Regions from separate parts of the Homo sapiens genome. Here region 2 is linked to region 1. The links are chromatin loops, found by intact Hi-C in ENCODE. Cell type or tissue: PC-9. All regions are shown on one strand. Each heading gives the region's core, and the rest is flanking DNA. Links, peaks and the distances in the headings are about the cores only. Region 1 holds the start of LRRTM3 (leucine rich repeat transmembrane neuronal 3). Region 2 overlaps CTNNA3 (catenin alpha 3).

Region 1 (11,573 bases), core at 5,786-8,285:
AGTCAATAGTACACATCTGTGTTACATATGAGAAACTTCAAATTCAGAAAAGCCAGGAAATGTACCTGTGATGACTTGATTAGCAAGTGTCAAAGGAACTTGAATTTAGGTCTTAATTTCTAAGGCCCGTATTCTACCATGCCTGGCTGTGATATTTCCCTCAAATGCAAAAGAATCATAAATTATTGTTATTTAGATTTTATTGGTAGTATTAAGTATCCAAAATCATCACCAACTTTTGGAGGCTAAAAGAATTTGGGTCCAATTCTGTAGGCTATTATGATTAGGAAAGCAGTGACTTTCACCTATGTATTATTATTATTTCTTTAATTCATTTTTAATTAGAGCTATTTGATACAAACTATTTAACATCCATCCATTTTATTTCTCTTAAAACTTGTGTCATTCAAATTTACCTATATATTCTGTTGTGCTCATTGTTTCCCCCAACTGCCTCTGATTTTTAGTGTAGGTAGCTAGGAGAATACAACAATAGCAAAACTCCGTGGGTTAGCTACAGATCTGGATTCTAATGAGAATCCAGAGCAAAAAGGAATAGATGAAGCAACACAGATTCTGAATTTTTTATTTCTCATGGCTCGATTCTTACTTGCCATGTCTGGAACTCACTTTATCTCAGGCTTCATGACCTGATGCTTGTTTCTGATGCAGTCTAATCCACACTTTAAATAAACGATTTGAGTTCTCATTTTGGTAAATGTCAAGGGAAGAAGAGATATTTCATGCACCTACAGCATCCTAAAACCTCTTGCCAAATCCATGAATCTGACTCTGCATTATCCTTCCCCAGAAGGAGAGCATAATTTCATTATCCATGAATCATCACCTCTTAGACTGTAACATCATTGTCAGAGAGCCTAATAGAACCAGTGTTCAGCTGGCTGAAAAGGGGGAGGGAGGGAGAAAGCGCTGAGGCAAAGCACAGGTCACTGGCACAATCAGCAAACTGGAGAGTTCTAAAGCCGGAAGGGGAGGCCCCCCTCCTTTGACACCTTTGACATATCCCTGACCAGTAAATGACTGATGCTGACTCTTTTGATATAATATTAAAATTTGTTTTTCCTACCTAAATTACATGTATCTTGCTGATGAAAAATATTAACCCCTTTAATAAAAATATCAAAATGCTTAGCCAGCATCGATGAGTATAAGCACTCTAAAATATTTCTTATCTATTCTTATTGCGTTATTACTCGCTTTTCATCTTGGACACTTATTTCTAGCCTTCAGTACCAATTCTATGGCCTCTGTTCCAGCATTACTATAAAAGTCAAAATGAAAAGTATAACATTCAAAAATTACATTATAATTATATTTCCCAAGGAAATGAATTAAATAAAATTCAAATCTGATTTACTAGTCAAAAAACATGTTGTAAACCACGTTTACATAAGGATTCAGGATAAAAAGCTAAAATGTGTGAATAGCTGTGGTTAGTCTAACCAGACACTAGAGGTCACTGCTGCTCCATAGAAAGACAATTTACTGCCTGTCTACTTAGGTAGTTCACTCACCAAATCAAGTAAAAAATTGTTTAAATTCTTTGAAAAGATGTAATGTCAACGTCCTTGGAAAATACAAACTCATTTCAATGCAATATATCTTGCATAAGTATTGCTTACAAGACTGTGGCACTGGGACTATTTAACTACATGCTGTGGTAGCACTATGTGTACTGGGGTTAATAAAAATGGAAAAAAACTCACATGAAGTTTAGAGACTAAATCCCATTTCTTCTCTGTTTTGGTAAAGCAAAGTATTCTGTGTTCTGTTGTATAGTTCAACAGGTCAGGCTTTTTTTTTTTTTTTTTTTAACTGTTGTCACCTTTGAGGGAAGTCCAATATTTTATGTAAATACGTACTAGAAAAATAAATATCAATCACATTTCTCTAATCTGCATGAACTTGAAATACTTATACAAATAGATTTATGATATGTAGTCCAGAAAGTACCATGGGATGGAGGTGAGGCAACAACTTTTGAGCAGGAGACTGGCAGTTGGCGTTTTAAAATTTACAGTGGTAAACTAGTTATTAAATCTACAAGAATTATATATCTGTGCTCAGAAGATACTGAGAATTACAGAAGATTCATTCTCAAAGAGTGAGGAGAAAGAAAGAACTTTTTTCCCATAATTTCATGTCCCAAATCAAAATGAGTTTTACCACCTAAGGGATTTTATTTTCGTTCTTATCTATTATTATGTTTATTAGTAAAGTTAGGCATTAAAAAGTGACAGCTTTCAAAATATTGGTGATTCATTTAGTGTTATATCATATTTTATATTCCAAGTAGCTTTGAATTTTAGGAATGCTTTTCAATACAGCAAGCATATTTTATATATACTAGTAGCACCATGGCATTGAGAATTTGCAATAATTCAAAAATATAAGTATTCCTTGCCTAAATATATTTGGTATCCATCACAAGTAAGGCAGAAGGTTAAGTGAAAAAGAATAGAAATGGGGTTCTTCACTTTAAGACTGCATTTCATTAATACAAACATCTTTAGTACAGATAAAAATGAGGCTAGCCAAAGAAAATTTCTTTTTAAGATGGAATATGTATTTACTGATGCTTTATGAAAAATGTAAAGTTACAACTTCAGTAAAAAAATCACAATAAGCTCAGTCATCCAGTAAGCTGTGAGGAAGTATCTGCATTATTAATCCATTGGAAATATGTGACTTTTTGTCATGAATACATGTATATTCAACAATTATTCATGGGTAAACATTGTAACTAAGATGTTTTTCTGAAGTGGCATCTATTGTAAGATTTAATCAATATCAAAGTACCTTGAGAAATCCACTTTAACTATTTCTTTTTCTTTATTGCTTATAAAAGTATGATTTTAATGATCTGGCATCCTTAAAATTTTATTTTATGGTGACTTGCCTAGATTTTTCCTCTCAGCATATGAAAAACCCCCAAACAATAAAAAAAAATTAGTAAAAATAGCCATTCACTTTTTCTTTGTTGCTGCAGTGATTCTGTTTTCAGAGAAGAGGGACATGGTTAAAGATGTAGGGGTTGGCAAGCCAAATTAAATGAAACAGCCTCAATGTTGCAGTTCCTGATATTTGCTTCTATAATAGAACTGTTCATTTTGGAGGATGAAGGAGAATACAGACTAAATATATCTTTCTAAAAACCTTAATTGACTGTGGTTCAAGTTACTCAAATATGGAAGCTATGATATTCGTGCTGCAGTCAATAAACTTTCACCAATGACATAAAAACATGCATGCAGCTTGCAGATTGCCAACAGGGTCTGTACAGAACTGTACTGATGGATGAGTTCACAATACAGATGAACGCAGGGACATTGTAATGTCAGCAATAGAAAAGCAACAGAGAACTGTCATAGTGTTGGTCTTTTTTCCTCTAAGATTCGTTTTATACATTTATTAAGGTGTTATCAAAGTCGTCCTTTTCAATGAGGCTGTGGGTGGAAGGCACGTCTTGGAATGTGTTCTCTTTACACATCTGAATGAAGTGTCTGTCATTAGGGGACTGGTGTGTGCAGGACATGTAATGGAACACAACAGGGCAGCCTGACAAATTCTGAACAGAACAGGACAGAGCTAAGGATTCTACTAACTACATTAGGGTCTTCGAAAAAACTGGAAAGAGAAATTCTGGTAAGCTCTCAACCACATGCCTGTAGCAAGCTGCTTTCCCATTCGCGAACCTTATCTGAAAACTCCCTAACTAATGTGAGGTGTGGTGGAGAAATCTGGCTTCTCAATGCTGTTTCATTTATTTATTTATGAAACATACAGGCTAGAAGAAATTGGCAGTGAAACCTCTAGTCTGATTTTACAGAGATGGGTTTCAGAGACAAGGCTGAGTCGAAAACTTTACATTTTTGTCATCTCCTCACATTTTGCAGTTGTCTGCTTGCAGTATTTTAACCCTTCATCACTTTGTCCCTGTGCTTGCCTTACTGTAATTCAGACACCTCTGGAAACTGCTCAGGGTGCTGCTTTAACCTAGCACCATCTTTTGATAGTTTCCTGCAATTTTCTTTTCTAAGTCAGGCATTGGTTTAAAGGCTCTGCCTGTCTGTAAAATGTTCCCATAACTGAGTCATCTCCAAGAATCAGCTCAAGCTCCGAGCACCTGGAATCATTCACCTCTTTCCTTGATTTGCCAGTGAGGTGCAAACCTTCTATAACTGTAGATTTGGTCCCACCAGGAGGCTAACAGCGAATGTGGGGGATTACTTATGAAAGAAGTTTTATCTTAAAACAAATGCGACATTAATGGAATCAGTAAAGGGTCTTATACAATAGGTATTATATTAAACCGGAGTTCAAGCTTCACATTGATTGTGGTATTTAAATTTCAATGGGTTGATTATGTATGAGAGGAAAATGACCAGTATTATGAATGCACTAAAACGGACAAGGAAGGATCTTGCCAGCAAAGTGAGAGGGAGAGGGAAGGGGAGGGGGGGCATCGCGTTCCCTTGATAGTCACCAGAGTTCAATAAAGCACCACTTATTTCCCAGCTTTTAAGAGCTCTTTTTATCACAATGGTTCATACCTCACACTCCCTGGAGCCCGATTTGTTATAGGTGCAGGGTCCCGTCCCATTCAGCAGCATCTCGCTGGTCTCCGTGTTGGTGGGTTTATAATCTACATAAAATTCCTGGGTGCTGGGAGTCATTTGCTTTAGGGACTGTCTTTTCTTTTTCCTGTGCCTTCGCATGAGGGAGCGCTGCTGCAGCTGCTTCATGCTCGCAGGGTACCGCTTCCATGACACGTAGATAACCAGCAGGATGACGAGCACGGACAGGAAAAGCGCCACGCTGCCCGCGATGATTTTATGGAAAGAGATGTGCTCGGCGTCAGCATCGGTCTCTGGGCCGGGCTCTGTGGCTCCCACCGTCGGGGGCAAAGGGGGTTTGCTCTCATGCTTCGGCCTGGGGAGCTTGGGCTTAAACGTCGGCTTTGGGAGAGCCCTGGCCAGATCAAACCTCTCTGTAGTACTTTTGCCACAGATGCTGTAGTTCTTCACTGCATCGATCACATTTACTCCTTGCAGCTCTTTGGGACTGGCACAGATAATTGTATTCTCCCTTAGACCTTTAAAACTTTTCAGCCAGTTTACAAGGGAGCAAATATTTCTGCTGCATTCCCATATATTCCCAGCAAGACTGATGTCATTGAGGGATATCCAAGAATCCAAAATCTCTTGACCAATAAATGTGAGCTTGTTGGAATCCAGGTTGAGGCGCTGCAGATTCGGGACACACTGGAAAACACTGGGTCCACTGAAAGCTTCGATCTCATTGCCTGATAAATCAAGCCTTTGTAAGGAGCTCCAGGTCCAGGACATGGTCTGTCCTATGACACTGATTTTATTCCACTGCAAGTAAAGGTTCTGAAGGCTGACCAACCTTGGAAAAAGGGCCAGGTTGAGCTTGGAAAATTGATTGTGCTCCAGGTGAAGTTCTTTGAGTCTGATCATGCCAGCAAAGACATTCCTGGCTAAACTTCGGATCCGGTTATATCCCAGGTCCAAAAGTTCCAGGTTGCGGCAGTCTTGGAATATTCGCACAGGGATGGTTCTCAGGGAGTTAGACCGTAAATGTAAACTCAGCAGCTTCCGCAAGCCCCGAAACTGTTCAGATCCCAGAGAATGCAGCTGATTATAGGACAGATCCAAGTTCCGTAAATTTGTCACAGGTCTGAAGGTATTGTTAAGAAAATAGGAGATTCTATTGGAACTAAGAATCAGCTCTTTGAGTCTGCGTATTCCATTAAAAGCATTTTCGTCAATATTGCTGATATGGTTATGGTCAAGGTATAGCCAGGTGAGCTGGTTGAGCCCTTTAAATTGATTATACTTAAGTTTTTGAAGGCTGTTATAGCGAAGGGACAAACCTAAGCAACCAGCAGATATACTTGAGGGTATCTCCTGTAATTTCTGAGATTCACAATATACCATTTTGCCTTCACACCTACAGCCCTTAGGGCATCCTCGTTCGGCAGAAGAAAGCATTGTCAGTAAGACAGTGGGGGCTATAACCAGTGCTACAGCTGATCCGCTCAGTAGCCTAATTACATTGAAACCTGGAAATAAAAACAACTTAGAAAAGTTATCCCCCCAAAAAAGAATTAATCCTTAATCAAGCAAAAATAGGCATATATTTTTCATTTTTAAAAATTTAAATCTAAATAACACTTAACATCACATATTATCTCTTTGTAATTAAAGAGAATTGTCTTTAGTGTTTTGTTTTTTTAAATAGTTAAACAAGGAAACATGCCACTAAGCAAATAAATTCATAGTCTTAGAGCAGAGCAAGGTAATCTCTAAAATAATTAAGGCAGAATTATTACACACACTAGAGGTTTTTTGTTTTTTGTTTTTAAGAAGGAAAGAAGAAAAATGACAAAACATACCCATCCTTTGTATTGTTCAAAGGTCGTCCTTAGGTCTTTTGCTTTGGCTTAGGGGCCAGTTGCATGACAGCCCCTGTCAGCTGCACTGTAGTGAGTCAGGGCTCGCTGACACCCAGGAAGAAAAATTGGACCCCTTGGGAGATGGACCGATTTTGGAACATTATTCTTTGCCAGCCACGCAGAACACTCCAAGAACAAATAAATCCCAACACCGCATTCGCAGCAAAACATCAAAATCTTCCTAGGTAATAGGATCTTCATGGATATTACGTTTTTGCATCTTTACAGTTTTTTGGGGGGTGGGGAGGGGGCGGTTAAAAAAAAAACTGGATCCTACAATTTCTTCTTATCGAAAAACATGATGTATTCTTCCAGGCAATTTGGGGCTACCTGAGCTGCCACATCTGTATTCCATACCCCAGCAGTTCCCGTGATGAGCACCCAGTTCAGCCACAGAGCTGCGTTGGAGCCCAGAAGGCAGGAGAGCCCCGTACCGCGCACACGCTCAGCTCACTTCTGCAGACTGTCATTCTGAAAGCTGCTCGGACTGTTGCTTTGGTTTCAGTGAATGCAGTCTTATGTAAAGCTGCCCCCAGTGGTGAAGAACATTATGGGCATGTGCAGAAATGTCTCTCTTTTATCTTGCAAATGAGCAGGCTCTCTGCTGGAAAATGAATGATTCTTTTGGGTGGCTCAGTAGGAACTGAATGGTCACCGTGATCAATAACTAGCAACATTTTCTGTGATTTCCAAGTCTTGTTTTACAATTTGGCAACGTCTTTATTGTCTGTGTCCACTTAATTGCTAAACATGTGCTGCCCAGAGTTTTTCTGGAGCTTGACATTAAGTTCACAGACCGAACGTCAATTTTTCTTAACCTCAACGCAGGCTTTAAACTGAAATTTATAAAATGAATTATTGAGCTTTTCACAGAGAAGCATTAACTGCCTGCCCATTTGACCTCTTGGAGTCACAGTGATTATATTATGCAAGGTGTCTCAGGATGTTAGAACACAAACATTTTGGAATAGAGGGGATGACTGATGACAAGTGAATTAATGTGTCCAATAGCCTTTCCGGTTTTCTCACAGACGATATAATTGATTTTATGGCTATAGTTTCGTTTGTTGTTTTGGTTGTTGTAATTCTCTTTTAATTAGAAGGGAAATAAACCATTTTTAGTGTTAGGATACGAATCAAGAGATCATTTGGTTCATACTTTATTGATGTTGCTGCTATTTATTACACTAATAATATTTATGGAGCACTTTCTAAGTGCTTTAAATGGGCTACGTTGTTTTCTCTTTAAACAATAGTATGATGTGGGTCCTATTATAACCTCTCTTTTAAAGATGAGGAAACAGACTTGGGGAGGTAACTTTCTCAAGGTCATACAGCAAGCGAGTGCTAGAGCTGAGCTTCAGAAGCGAGTCATTCTTATGCCGAACCACTAACCACTAGATGATCCTGTTCAACAACATTGTTATCTTCATTTAAAAAAGAAGTCAGTGAAAATGAAGCCGATTAAAGGATTGGGGCAAGGAAGCTGTGATTAGCAAATTCTTGCTTGTTCTATTAGAATTGCCTAAATTTCTTTTGGTCTGAGGTTCCTAAAGAAGTATAAAAACTAAGGCAGCGTAGTTTAGTGATTAACAGCATAGATTTTGGCACCTAGATTCCAACTCCTGGCTACAATTTACCAGCTATGTAACCTTAAGCGCGTTACTTACCTTCCCTATGCCTCAGTTTTCTCATCTGCAAAACGGGCATAAAAACAAAAACTCACTTCATGTTTTGAGAATTAAGTCATTTTAATATCTGTATGTTACTTAGAACAGTGTGTTGCATGCAATAAGCCTGTGTAAGATATTTGAATAATATTAACTTTATTTGTACTTGCTAGGATTACGTACTGAATATTGACTATACTGACCTTCATTAACTCACAAAGAACAACTTTAGTGAGCATTTTTAAATATTGTACATGGTGGATTTCTGAGATTTACTCAGTCTTGCCTTCTTTGATGAGATAACTTCCTTTATGTTCATCATCTGAACTTTATCTTTAAAATAAATCTTCTGGTTCTGTGGATCATGACTAATAATGTTCGATTCTTTTCATCTCCAAAGTAGAACATAATAACATCTGCCATGTAGAGGCATTTTATTTAAAAATAATGGTATTCTTGAAAAAGTTTGCCTTGTTGTTTTTTGTTAGGTGAACTGTCTGTGGAAAACCGTGGAGAGCTTTCACATTCTCCAAGGATGAGATGTTTGATAAAGGCTAGTAATGACAATCAAAAGGGGTCCTACAGATATAGTACAATGGATATTACCAATTCCTTGGGCAGTATGTTCTTAATAGGGCAGTGCTTTCCCCCAGAGTTACCTAAGCTGTGAATGCACATGAAACATCCAGTGAGTTTCTTAAAAAGATAGACTGCCCAATCCCTCCCCCAGGATTCTCATTCTAGGGGGATGGAAGAGTGTGTGCTTTTCAATAGTCTCTGATGAAATAAGTTTAAGAAACTCACTGTGAAGGAATGATTAAAAATAATATTTTCTCCTAGTAGGAAGAGAGGGTTTGCACACTTATAATACTGAGATGTAAGTTCCACAAGGACAAAGACAATGTTTTGTCTACTTCATTTTTCCTAATATCTACAACAGCACTTGGCACATTGCAGACATGCAATAAATAGCTATTGAAAAAAATATGTTTTTATATCAGTCACAAGTACAATGGATATAGTATAACTGATTATGTAATGTTCAACATTTGTACATGGGATTGAGTCCTGAAAATTTCCTCAGTCAGTGAGACTGGAAACAATTTTGGAGAAAGTATTCTTAAAGGAGGTATATACAAAGACAAAAACTAGAAAGTGAGAAAACTTAGTTGATCAGAAAGTGATCTTTACTTTTCACAGATATCTTGTCTTCATAGTTAAACTACAAATTTCATGAGAACAGTAAATATGCTTTTGACTATTCTCCTTTGCACAGCACAGAAGGGTAATACTGAACCCTTATCATTTAATATCCCAAATGGGCTTGACAACTTGTATCTCTCAAAAACAGACTAATGAGAATTATATTGATAACTTCTCTCTCACACCTCTGTTGCTTGAAAGGCTCTGAGTTTTCCCCTCACTCTCCCACGTAGTCATTGAGACATCTGTTTTGCCCAAGAGCTGCAGAGAGCCACTCCAGGAGGCTGGAGGACCCATTAACTTTGTGCTTCTTGCTCATCATACTTTACTTCCCATTGACAGAAGAACAGAGGAACCCACTGAGAATGTGGGCTCTCACTTTGCTTTTCCTGGGATAAATCTTCTTGAATTATTTACGGTGAATATTATTCTCTGCTGTGTTACACACATTGCTCTTAGTTTTCAGACATTTTTCTTTTATCTTGGTTCCTGATCTTATCTTACTGCATAGTTCTGACTTTACACCTACCCTTTGGATCTTATGATTAATATTTATTTAGTCTTAATACTAACAACTGAGGGTATAAAATATTAGAGTGAGTAAATAAGACCTAGTATTGGCTAGCACAATGGGGTGACTATAGTCAATAATGAATTAATTGTGCATTTAAAAATAACTAAAAGTATAATTGGATTGTTTTTTATACAAAGCGTAAATGCTTAAGGGCATGGATACCACACTTACCCTTATGTGATTATTACACATTGCATGCCTATATCAAAACATCTCATGTACCCCATAAACATGCACACTTACTATGTACCCACAAAAATAAAAAATAAAATAAAAATAAAACAAAACTATATGACAGGAATGATGTGCTACAACAAAAATTGCTTTGGTAGCAATGTATTGATTGACAAGGAAAAATGTTCATAATGAAATAATATTAAGGAAAAAAATACTGACCATCAATCTCTTTCTCAACAGTAATCAGTAGCCACTCTTGGACTGAGTCAGCCTCCAGGAACTGTGTATGGCCCCTACTTTGGCACGACCCCTTAAGTCGGCATCACAACCAGGTCTGATCTGGTTCAGGATAATAAATTGTTTGAAGAGGGAAGATTATCCATGAGGCTAGTTGAGAAATCCAAAACAAAATAATGTGATTCTAAGCCACACTGAATACTTGAGGCTGCAGAAGTTACTGCAAAGACATAGAGTAGTCCCTCAAGAGAAAAAGAAAAGACTGTGTTCTAAAAGATTTTAGTAATTTGCCTGTATACTTTTTAAAAGTTTTTTCTCCTTTTACTTGTCGACTATAGCGAGCTGATTATTTCTGATTTGCCTTTCAGCAGAAGCAAAATTATATTGCATTATGTATTTAGAAACTAGCAACTTCTTTTGCACTTAATATCGCATACAGAACAAACCGTAAACTACCTGACGAGTTAAATATCCCCAATGCATCCAGGGCCTTAATGATTTATACAATTATAAAAATAGTGTCATGTATCTAAAGACTTTTTATTTTATTGTGCTTATAGGACTTCAAATAGCTAAACATATTTTGTTTAAATTGGGTAAATAAATCAAATCTCAGTTTGGCAATACTGCCAAATTTTAGTCCAATATGAAACTGAGTTGCCAGATATAAACTTAGAAATTCATAACTGAAAGAGAATGGACTGATATCTTAACAGTTGTTGACTTCAGATATTTTATTTATTTTACAAATATTTAATTTGAATAACCATTGTGTGCTAAACACTGTTCCAGACACTGGGAATACATCTGTGTGCAAAATAAAGGCCTGTACCCTTGTGAAGATTACATTCTAAAGGGATAAGACAGACAATTAAAAATAAACATATACAGTATATTAGTAGGTCATATGTACTATGAAAAAAAAGAAAAATATAAGGAAGATTGGGAGTGCAAGGTATGAGGTGGGCTGAGTTTTAAATAGGATGGTTAGGGCCATTAAGAAACTGGCCTGAGCAAACCTTGAAGGATATGAGCTTGTGAGACTTAAATGTATATATGGGGAGTGGCCAGTGCAAAGGCCTAATGTGGAAGCAGATCATGTGTTCCATGAACAACAAGGAGGCCAATGAGTCTAGAATGGAGAGACCAAGTGATAGAATAATTGGAGATGGAGGTCATGGAGGGCTTTGGATGACATTCTAAGAATACTGGC
Region 2 (11,573 bases), core at 4,545-7,044, 740 kb after region 1:
GTTCACCTTTTTTTTGCAGTGTTCTTGTTGCTTTTATGGAGAAGAAGATTTTTGGAAGTAATATTGGGATTACTGCTGCCCACAACGACACCAAATTCTTGATAGTCTTCATTGATGTTTAACATTGTTTGCACAAGTAGTTAATAACAAATGTCCTGAATGCCTTTTCTTGACTGGATAAAACCATAAAACCAGTCTTGACAATAACCTGAGTTCAGATAATTTTATTTCTTTAAATTATATTTCAGAGTGAGAATTCTTTAAATCTCTTATTAACATATGAAATGTTGATATATCTTATGATAATGCAGATGAATTTCTAATTTAATTCAGTTGGAATTATCAATGTGAAGCATCAAGTATTTAAGAAAATGATGAAGATTTTCTTTAAGCATACACATTTTAAGCATACTTATCTTCTTAATCTCTCCTTAAGACTTAAATTATAACACTGACATCACTAGTGAATTTTTCCAAAGTTGAATTTTTACTTTAAAATTGTAAGCTTTCCAACACACACTCATCTCTCTCTCTCTATCTCTCACACACACACACACACACACACTCACATTTTATTTTGTTTTTAATTGACACATAATAACTGTACATATTTGGTACAGTGTGATGTTTTGGTACCTATATACATTGTGTAATGATCAAATCAGTGTAATTAGCATATCCATTGCCTCAAACACTTGTCAGTTCTCTATGATGAGAACATTCAAAATCTCTCTTCTAGCTATTTTGAAATACACATTAGTTCAGACTATAGTTACCTTACTGTGCAGTTAAACACTAGAACTTATTCCTCCTAACTATAACTTTGTATCCATTGAACATATATATTTTTATATGTGTGTATGTGTGTACATATCCGTGTATATATATGTGTATGTGTATATATATATAGAGAGAGAGAGTGTGTGATGAGAGAGAGATGTTTGTGTATACATATATATAAGTATACATATTCACATTGACAATATACTTTATTTGGGTTCTTATCTAAATATTAGATAAGACATTTTAAAAAATCCACAACTACCCTTCAAAAAAATCTGTAAAGTATTACCCATATATAATTTTTACTTTTTGGCTTGTAAACTTCAGACAAACTTTTTTTAATTAAATAATACATTGAGACACTCAATTTTGATCATTTCTGTAAAGCTGAAAACCTACAGGAACCTGGGACTTTGGAATTCATTAGATTCACTAATGTGGTAACATTTTAGACAAATTTTGCGTAGGAGAGCAAGCTTCTCTGTGAATAAAATACATTACTGAAATCTTGATATTTTCAGACAGATTCCTGATGTAAAGTTTTATGTCTTTCTGTCATTTTTCGTGCAGTATTATTATATAGATTTTTTTCAAATGCATTGTTTTCATGAATTCATTTATAACTTTTAATAGCTCATTTCAATATTTTGTTACTTATGGAGGTACAAATAATGCTCTTTGAAGCATTTTTAAAAGGTATCCTAACTATTAAGTGGGGGTAAGGTTATATCTGAATAATCTTCAGAACTTTTATTTAATATTGCTCTAGATTACTGTTGTCTCTGGTATTTACCATCCTCCAACTCTATCTACTAATTGTGTTATTCAAAAGTGATGTTTTTCTCTATTTATTTACCGAAATTGTTATTGCTATTGTAAATAAAAACCTCATTGTTTAGTACATTGTTTCTAACTTAGTAATCAACTAATTTAGAAGATTCAGTAGGAAAGATAGGAGAGGTCTTATATGTTATACCCAGTCAATAGCTATGCTAGTGGTGAGTGCTATGCACACAGTTGCATGGGACATGACAATAATTACTTCATTTAGAAAGTTTAGAGCAAGGCCGTACAAAAATACTCTTCCAGTGAATATTCAACAACAGTCTAATTCATGGCATAACAGTGTTGTTCTGCACATCAGATTTCTCTGAATACAAATATTAAAAGTAAAGAGATAAATAAAGGTGTATCTGGTGAACACTACCCATAATAATACTTATGTAGTTAGGACAAAATGCATTAGTAGGAATAAAGAGTATGAATGAAGAGAGTCAATACATAATGATAAGAGGTTTGATTTGACAGGATGATATAACAATTTTATATCTGTACTGATAAGCACAACATTGGCTAAAAGTATACAAAGGAAATACAGAATTAAAAGATTAAGCATTGTCACGTTGTTCCAATGAGAACAGTCTGAAATAATAGAGTCCAGGAAAAGACTTTCATATCTATGGAAACGTGATTTATAGTATAGAGTTAACGTTGCAAAACAATGACGAAAGATAGACTTCTTAATAAATGATGCTGAAAAAAATTGGTTATTTGTATAATAAAGGGATTTATCTCTTTCTTAGAACTGTACAACAGTAGATTCTAGATTATTTAACATTTTTAGGTTATAATATGGAACAATACCTATATTACCTCAGAGGCAGAGAAAGTTTTACTAAACAAAATATAAAATTGTATACCATAAAAATAAAATTTAGGTAAGTTTAACTACATTAAAGTTAAAATTTTCTCTTTTTTTGTTTTTGAGACAGAGTCTTGCTCTGCCACCCAAGCTGGAGATCAGTGGTGCAATCTTGGCTCACTGCAACCTCTGCCTCCCAGGTTCAAGTGATTTTCCTGCCTCAGCCTCCTGAGTAGCTGGGATTACAGGCGCCCACCCCCGCGCCCAGCTAATTTTTGTATTTTTTAATAGAGACAGGGTTTTGCCATGTTAGCCAGGCTGGTTTCGAACTCCTGACCTCAGGTGATCTGCCCAACACAAAGTGTTGGGATTACAGGCGTGAGCCGTAAAATTTTCTTTTATAAAAACCTCATACACAAAATACAAGTTATAAAGTGAGAAGATATTTGCAACATATAATTGATAAAGAGGTAGTATCTAGAATATATTAAAAAAACACCTTCAATTCAATAAGGTAAAAAGACAAGCAAACTGAGAGGAGGATTGGAAAAAGCCAAAAAATTGAATAGGCTTTTCATAGAAGATGAAACACAAATGGCAATCAATGATAAAAAGATAATTGGTATATAATTGGTATCAATAAAACCCACAAAAGATTCCTTTTACTACTAACCAAAAAGAAAAAAAGTCACAATGTCAAGTGTTTACCAACTATGTCAAAAATAAATCAACATTTAGGTAAAAACTCTCGAAAACTGCTGCATTTGTAAATCAAGAAATATGTACAAAAACATTCATAGAAACATTACTGAGAAAAGCCAAAGTGTTAACCCCAACCCAATGCCCATTGGCATAGTATAGGTTAATTTTTATTGATTTGTATAATTGAATAGTCCATAGCACTTAAAAAGTGGAAATTGATAAGCTACACTTATATTCAGCAGTATCCATAAATCTCAGAAAAAATATTAAATGTAAAAACAAGGCTCCAAATGATATATTCAATTTAATTCCATTATACAAAGTTATACCTTCACGATAGGTTGGATTTTATTGATTGAGGTAAGAGAAATGCATATCTCATACAGAGAAGGCAATGAATAAAAGGAGACAGAAGTTATATACATATATACAATATGGGAACACATGGGCATGGTGTGTCCACTGAACTTTATTTACAATAAAACTTTATTTACAAAAGAGATAGAGAGCCAGATTTGGCCCTTGGCTTATGTCTGTCCAAATCCTGTGCTAGGGCATGGACTGTCTAAAGGTTTGTTCTGTGCTGTTTTTCTTCCTGTGAGTAGTTTTTCTCCAGTTGATATAGTAGCCATTTTGTGATTTTGGAATATAAATCCCCTTTCTTGATGGATTTCTTCCCTCCTCTCCGAGGAAATGTGTGAAAAGTCCTCTGTGATAGTGAACACTCTGCTGGGTGAGGCCTCTGGAGCCAGACTCCCGAGTGAGAGTCCATTTCATCACAGTGTGGTTTAAAGAAAACGCACATTTAATGTTACGTTCACCTTCACGATTTTGACTCAGGGTAAGTTTGACACATAATAGAGTAAGTAATAAATAAATTTAAATTATTATAGACCATGGTTTCAGTCTTGTGACTGACTTTGTTGTTCACGAGGATGGACATTTTGCTTTCATTTTAGGATCTTAAATTATTTCTTTTAAAAAAAAATCATCTTTTTTTGGCATTAAGATCCTGGGAGTTTGGCCATGTTGTTAAAAAGTAGACAGATTGAGTGGAAAAAGAAAATTCCACACATTGGAATGCCGTATTTTGAAGTACATGGGTCTTGGCATAATCAGTCTTAGGAACCACATGAGATGTTCTTATTTAGAAATAAATGTATCCGGCCGGGCGCGGTGGCTCACGCCTGTAATCCCAGCACTTTGGGAGGCCGAGGCGGGCGGATCACGAGATCAGGAGATCGAGACCATCCTGGCTAACATGGTGAAACCCCGTCTCTACTAAAAATATTAAAAAATAGCTAGGCGTGGTGGCGGGCGCCTGTAGTCCCAGCTACTTGGGAGGCTGAGGCAGGAGAATGGCGTGAACCCGGGAGGCGGAGCTCGCAGTGAGCCAAGATCGCGCCACTGCACTCCAGCCTGGGCGATAGAGCGAGACTCCGTCTCAAAAAAAAAAAAAAAAAGAAATGTATCCACAAGCAAATGTATGAGCATTCTTACCTTAAATTGGAGATCATTCATGACTTTGAGGCTCCCATACTTGATTGTAAGAGATTATATTTACAAATTACAAATAAATGGGACCCCATAAAATCAAGGATTAAGTATGGAATGGGAATTGTTTTATTATTTGGCCTGTGTTTTACAAATACTTGTTAGGATATCAACAATACAGATTATTGGTTTGTGGATTATCATAGGACATTTTTACACAACATTAGCAATTGCAAAATTATCTATATTTCCAGTTTGAACAATATGATATCATCCTGTTATTTCAAGCAATAATAATAAGCCTAAGGGGAAAGTAACTGGATACAACAATAATGAAAACATGCCTAATGGTTTGGGGATTTTTAAAATATTATTTATTTAAATGGCTTTAATGTAACTGATTAGTATGTCAAAGAACTATAATTTGGAGGTAGATTTAATCTCTTCTTAAGCATACCAACTCAAAAACCAAATAAATAAAAATAACAATTGTAACACTGAAATGTGAATATTGTACACTTGTCTGATGAATTTAGCTTAGTAAATACTTCTCAGGGTGTGTTCAGTGTACTTAGCCACTGTGCAAATACCATTTGCAGGTATGTTAATGAGCTTTTTAATAATAATGGGGCTTTTACAAATATAAGCTTTCAGGTTAGCACTCTGGAAGGAACTGAGGGTGGGAGTGTGTAGCTTTGGACAAATAACTAAAAATTATGCCAAGAGAATGAGCATCAAAGGCCTAGCATTACCTGTCATTTCTATTAACAAAGAAAGCAATAATAATAATAGAGCCCCAAAAGTTATTGTATTATTTGAAGGTGAACAATGTTATGTTTTTGTATTTTAGAGTTTAAGTTCTGAAACTGTGTTACATTTTATTTAATAACTGACAATTCTGCAAATTGGCAGCACAAATCCAAGTACTGAAGAAAATTTTATTTCATGGTTTACATTAAGTAGAAAATATAAATGTGATTGAACTAAAAGATAATGAGGAGAAAACATAAATAAGTTAACACAACGGTTACTTTCTTTTAAATTTAGTGAAAGTTTATGAATATAAATTTCTCATTTTGAAGTCCACATAAGTCTAAATGACTTTTTACTTTGCTTTTGTACTCATAGTGTTTTGAGTCAGCACACTTACCTCTAAGTGATCCCTGAATATAAATTTTCTTACCATCAGTCAAATCCTCTTTGCCTTTTTATACTTGGACTAGAAATGGTCCATTTGGATGACCTAGTATTTTCATATGGTCTTTAATTTATGATCACAACTTGTATTTATGTAAGTGGCCACTAGATGGCAGACCTACCACTAAACAGAATTTAGGCCGGAAGTAAATTCTTCAAGTAATGAATTACACAGCAGAGTAGTGTTTCACTTCAAGCTTAGCTCAGATTCTCAGGCTAAGCACTCTCTATTGTTTTAGGGAGGCATGCTAATGAAGATGACGTAACATTTTTACATTCACTTAAGGTTTAATAGTTTACAAGTTTATGTAACTTCTCAGAATAATCTTTTCAGACTGATAAGCACTGCCATATTGCGGATGAAAACATGAGTTTCCCAGGGCGTATGGCAAAGGTTATTTCTTGTGAAAACTGCAAGGAGACAACTTTGAAGAATTTTGCTTCAGGGCTCCAGAATTTAATGACATTACTTTTTGAGATGTATTCTGGGAGAAATTGGTTTTGTATCTGATATATATTTTCTGCTTATGCCCTCTACCTTTATGTTTCCAAAAGAAGTTCAATCCCTCTAGGAGCCCGGAGAATCAATTAGAGCTACAAAACTCTTCCCTCCTCAATGATACTGACCTCTGACATCTTTATGTTCTCTTGCCCTTTGGATTTTGGAGCAGAATTATCTTTATCCAGCTTCCTACCATTTCATCTTTTGTATTCACTAAAACCTACTGTCACCATCACTTAGATTGCCTCTTGATTTCTGATGTTCAGCACTGGGCTCCAGCTCATTTTCGGCTTTTGAAAATAGGCCAGCAGTTTTCTAAAGAACTAACAGTGATCTTTTGCAGAAATTAGAAGTGTGTTTATGTATCTGTGTGCACACACACTTCCAGCCAAGCAAAGCGATATGAAATGATTCCTGATGCTGCTTTTATCTAATTGGCAGCATACAGCCATAATATGCCGCCATTAGGTCAGCATCTCTAGGGTTCAGAACTAACACTTTTAAGTTTTAAAAGCAAACTTAATTTTTTATAAATTTCTAAGATAGAAAAAAAGCAAAGCTGGCACATCTACTATTCAACCCATACTCTTTATTCAAATTACAAGTTTATACTCTAGCTATAAAATACCCTGACCACAGGATAAAATTTTTCATAATAGACAGATGGTGAATTTAGAAGTTGCCTCTCATATATAGAACATTGTATTGATGTGAACACAGGAATGAAACTGTATCTTAAAAATATTTTAGATTACAAGCATATTATATTTTGTCTTTCTTATTACCACAGCAGTATAAGTTTCCCGTAGAAAAACTTAAAAATTTAAATGAAAAATGGAAAAAAAATCTCAAAAACCTAGAAGAGCTTTCCTTTGTGATTGCCTTTATGGAGATCCTTTCAGAGCTTGCAAATTATTTATTTAGCCATTTATCTTTAAGTAGATCTATTTATTTTGAGATAACTATAGATTTATAGGCATTTATAAGAAATAATATGGAGAGACCCAACAATAAATAACACCTTGCAAAGCGATAGTACAGTATTCCAACCAGGGTGCTGATATTGATACAATTAAGATACAGGCGATTTTCATCACCATAAAGATTGCTCCTATTGACCCTTTATAGCCACATATACTTCCCTCCAACTCCCAACCCTTCCTCAACCAGTGTCAACCATTAAAGTATTCTCTCTACAATTTTTCATACAGTATATAGCCTTTTTGGATTGACTTTTTTTCACTCAACGTAAGTCTGGAGATTCATCCAGATTCTTGCATACGTTAGTAGGTTCGTTTTTTTAATTGCTAAGCGAGATTCCATGATATGGCTATACTGTAGTCTGTTTAATCATTCACTCATTAAAGCATATCAGGATGTCTTCCAGTTTGGGGCTATTATGAATTAAGCTATTATAAACATTAATATACAGGTTTTTGTGGTGAACATAGCTTTTATTTTCTCTGGGATAAATTCCCAGAAAGGCAATTGCTGATTATGTAATAGTTGCATGGTTAGTTTTTGTAATAAAGTGCCAAACTCTTTTCCAGGGTGGTTGTGTCATTTTACATTCCAATTAGCCATGTATGAGTGACACAGTTTCTGTGTCATCACTAACATTGGGTGTTGTCATTATTATTTATTTTAGCCATTCTGATAGGTATGTAATGATATTTCATGTGGCTTTAATTTATAACTTCCTAATGGCTAAAGATGGTGAGCAAATTTTTGTGTGCTTACTATTCATATATTCTCCTATAAATTATCTGCTCATGTATTTTATCCATTTTCCAACTGGATTTTTTTAATGTTAAGTGTTGAGAGGTCTTTATGTATTCTTGATACTAGTCCTTTGTTGATGTTGTGGTTTTTAAATATGTGCTCCAACTCTGTAGCTTGTTTTTTGAATCCTCTTAACAGAGTTCTTCACAGAGTAATATAATCTAATTTGGATGAAATCCAGTTTATCAATTTTTCCTTTTATGGTATATATTTCTGCTGTCAAGTTTAAGAACTCTTAAGGGGTGTGTGTATGTGTGTGTGTGTCTGTGTATGTACCTCTCTCTTTCTATATCTGTGTGTGTATATATATATATATATATATATATATATATATATATATATATACACTTTCAAGGTTTGTAGTTGTATGTTGTACTTAATAAACTATATCCCTATATATGTGTATACACATATATATGTGTCTGTAATATATACACATACATATACACTTTCATTTCAAGGTTTTTAATTGTATATTTTACTTAAGAAAAAAAATAGAGGAATGTATACCTAATCCATCTCTCTAGCAGAAGTCCTGCAAATTTGTTTTTATTTTACAAAAGAGAAGCTAATTTATATTTAGTTTTTCAAGTATGATGTCTTCATGCATAACTGGAAAAGTTGAAAAAAGGATTCAAAATCAGGTAAGAGTTTATAAAATAAAATTGTAGGATCTTTGCATTAATATACCCAGTATCATATCATTAAAAATAAAAAATGTTAGCTAGGCATAAACATTACTTCATTGAAATATGCCTGCCTTCTGGACATGATAAATGTTCATGAAAAAAGAAAACAAAATTATGAAAAGAAATATGCCTGCCTTAAACTAAATTTTACCAATAACCAAATTGAATATAGTTTAAAAAAGTAATAATCAAAAATGTTTCTTATTTAACAAATAGTTGGAATGTTTACATTATGCATAGATTTTTTAGTTACCCATCGATGTTCTAAAGGCACTTTTTATCAAAATGGCCTACTTCTGACTAGATTCTGGGTAAATCACAGAATATTTAAAACATGTATATAGGTACCCAGTAGAAATAATTCATATTCATATAAAATGCTCACTTACGTTTTGGTATGTTTAGTATAAAATAACTGCTACTGTTTGTAATTAGAACGGTAAAATTCTTCAGTCTAGGGCTGCCAATATGTTGCAAAGCTCATTTTTAAAAAATCATTAACAAAATCGCTTTTTATCGTTCGTCTAGAATTCAAAAAGGGAGATTATATTGGTCTCTTTTTTTTCAAAATTGTGATATTTTCTTCCCTGAAAAAAATAGATCCCTCCAAAAATGCAGTGTTGTTCTTGAAATAAAGAACAAAATTTTTAAAAATCTGGTGCATTTAGATGTATGTTTCTACTCATTTTTTGGACCTAGTGAATCAAAACTGATTATTTTCTTACTTTTTATGAAAATATCTTCTCTCATTTTTGCTTCTAACCTTAAAATCCAGGAAATTTGGAAAATTTTATATTGATTTCTTTTTCTTCAGTTTATGTAAACAGATTTTTAAATGTATATTTGCATTTCAGTGAAAATAAAGAGGTCAGGAAAAGCTTAAAAATCTTTAGAGCTTTCTGGCACACTTCCCCAAAACATTCAGGTTTTCAGCAGTAACTGGTTAGATTTAGGTTGTGCGTGGGTGCATGTTTATTCTGCATTGTGAGTGTTACACGGATTTAAGCCTTTAGAGAATTATGTTACCGTCTGATCCCTCCTTCGCTTAGTTCTCTAAGTTCAAGAGTTCCTTTTAAGTAAGAACACTTTTTTTTTTCCCTTAAGAAACTATTTGCAGTTTCCTAAGACTTCAGTGATTTAAAAATATTTCACAATCATGAGGTCAGAACAGGGTTTATGTAAGCCTCTGCCTTAGTCTGTTTGGGCTGCTGTAACAAAATGCCATAAACCGTGTAGCTTATAAACAACAGAAATTTATTTCTCACAGTTCTGAAGGCTGGGAAGTCCAAAATCAAGGCATATTTGGTGTCTAGTGAGGTTCTACTTTCTGGTTCATAGATGACACTTCCTGGCTGTGTCCTTACATGGTAGCTAGCTCTCTGGGGCCTCTTTTATAAGGGCACTAATCCCTCATGACCTAATCAACTCTCAAAGCCCTCAACTTCTAATACTGTCATCTTGTGGGGTAGGATTTTAACATATGAATTTTAGGGGGACACAAATATTCCTCTGCTTTTTGTGAATTTTTGTGAATTTTACATATATTTAAGACTTTTAAAGAATAGTAAGTTACTATCTGATCTCTCCATTGTTCAATTCTCTAAGTTTAATAGTTCCTTTTATGTAAGAGCATCTTTTTTCATAAGAAACTATTTGCAGTTTCCAAAGACTTCAGTAATTTAAAAATATTTCAAATACATAAGGTCAGAACAGGTTTATGTAAGCCTCCATTTGCGTGTCTAAATGATGGTTTTCAGAAGCATTATCCTTTCTCCTTTTCTTTACTTTCAGACCATCAACTGTCACATTCTCTTAAGAATCTTTTTACTTCTTCATTTAATTGTATAATTATACTCTTTCACAAATACATGTGCGCACACGTATGTGTGTGCACACATGCACACAGACATCAACTGAACTTGTTTTAAAGCCGGTGCTATGGCCACAATGAAAGGGCTCTGCAGATTTCTTTACAATTATAATGATTATCACCAATTACGTTTCCTGAAATACAGAAAATAAAACTGTTCACATTTTATGATTAATCTCCAGCTGACTGTGATAGAAAAATTACCTAATTATAAAAGCTGAATGGAACTCCAAAGAATTCTTGAGCTTATCCCTGTGTTAGACTATTGTAGAGTTGTCAGCGCAGATAATTTTGTAAGCATGTTTTTCATTGGGTCAGCATCAGCATAAGTTTAACCCATGATAATTCTTTTGTTATGAGGCACTTTCATAAGAAATTTCTGAATAATGGCATTTTTGTGGTTCTTTAAATAAATATGGTTAATGAATCCTGAGTGTTAGCATCAGTCTAAAGGCCAGCACCTGGAAGGGAAATTAATCTGCAGAAAGATTAGCTGACAGTAACCATATAGTCTCCATTGTGACTGGTGAGTTAAGCAGAAAATCTTGTCCATTGACAATACCCTCCTCTCACCAATAGCTGGTGTTTCCACCAAATGTCTCAAGCTCCTACCCTTTTGTTATTTGTGTTAACTGCCTCAAAAGCAGTCCTTCACCCTGACTTTTTGGAGGTACCCACACCACTGTTTACCCAGCTCTACCTGGTCAGTGTTTGGTGATATCCCTGTCTTTTAAATGCATATCCCTACACTGCATCCACTGGTGTTGACTCGACTCTATTTTCTCTGAAATGGTATTTTATAGTAACGGAAGTTGCACATTCTACTTCTATACCTATTCTATTCATAGTCTGTATCTTTCTTATTGTACTCTGCTTATTCTATTCCCTCAGTTGTAGAAGAAAAGAGATATA

The links. A loop is a pair of places that touch in the nucleus more often than their neighbours do. Peaks named below come from ENCODE experiments on the same cell type or tissue, not always from the same donor. Only the 100,000 strongest peaks of a DNase experiment are listed, where the experiment ranks them.
Region 2: a loop joins it to region 1, with 6 times the contacts of the local background. A loop is called at or near these places in 10 of 110 quality-filtered maps.

The regions. Positions count from the first base shown.
Region 1 is chr10:66,921,454-66,933,026 of GRCh38, reverse strand. The region is part of intron 7 of CTNNA3 (catenin alpha 3); the gene reads left to right. It overlaps LRRTM3 (leucine rich repeat transmembrane neuronal 3), which reads right to left and starts at 6,991. Exons shown (of 3, transcript NM_178011.5): 1 at 6,440-6,991; 2 at 4,575-6,106. The coding sequence starts at 6,443. The region is part of intron 3 of LOC101928961 (a long non-coding RNA gene); the gene reads left to right. RefSeq lists a silencer at 7,019-7,128 and an enhancer at 6,748-7,604. In PC-9, for the core only: CTCF peaks have their summits at 6,813 and 7,013; no DNase peak of the experiment used is centred there.
Region 2 is chr10:66,175,274-66,186,846 of GRCh38, reverse strand. All of the region lies in intron 13 of CTNNA3 (catenin alpha 3), which reads left to right. Among named protein-coding and RNA genes, the nearest start is that of CTNNA3-AS1, 100 kb to the right of the region's middle. In PC-9, for the core only: a CTCF peak has its summit at 5,927 (motif pointing right); a DNase peak (open chromatin) is centred at 5,926.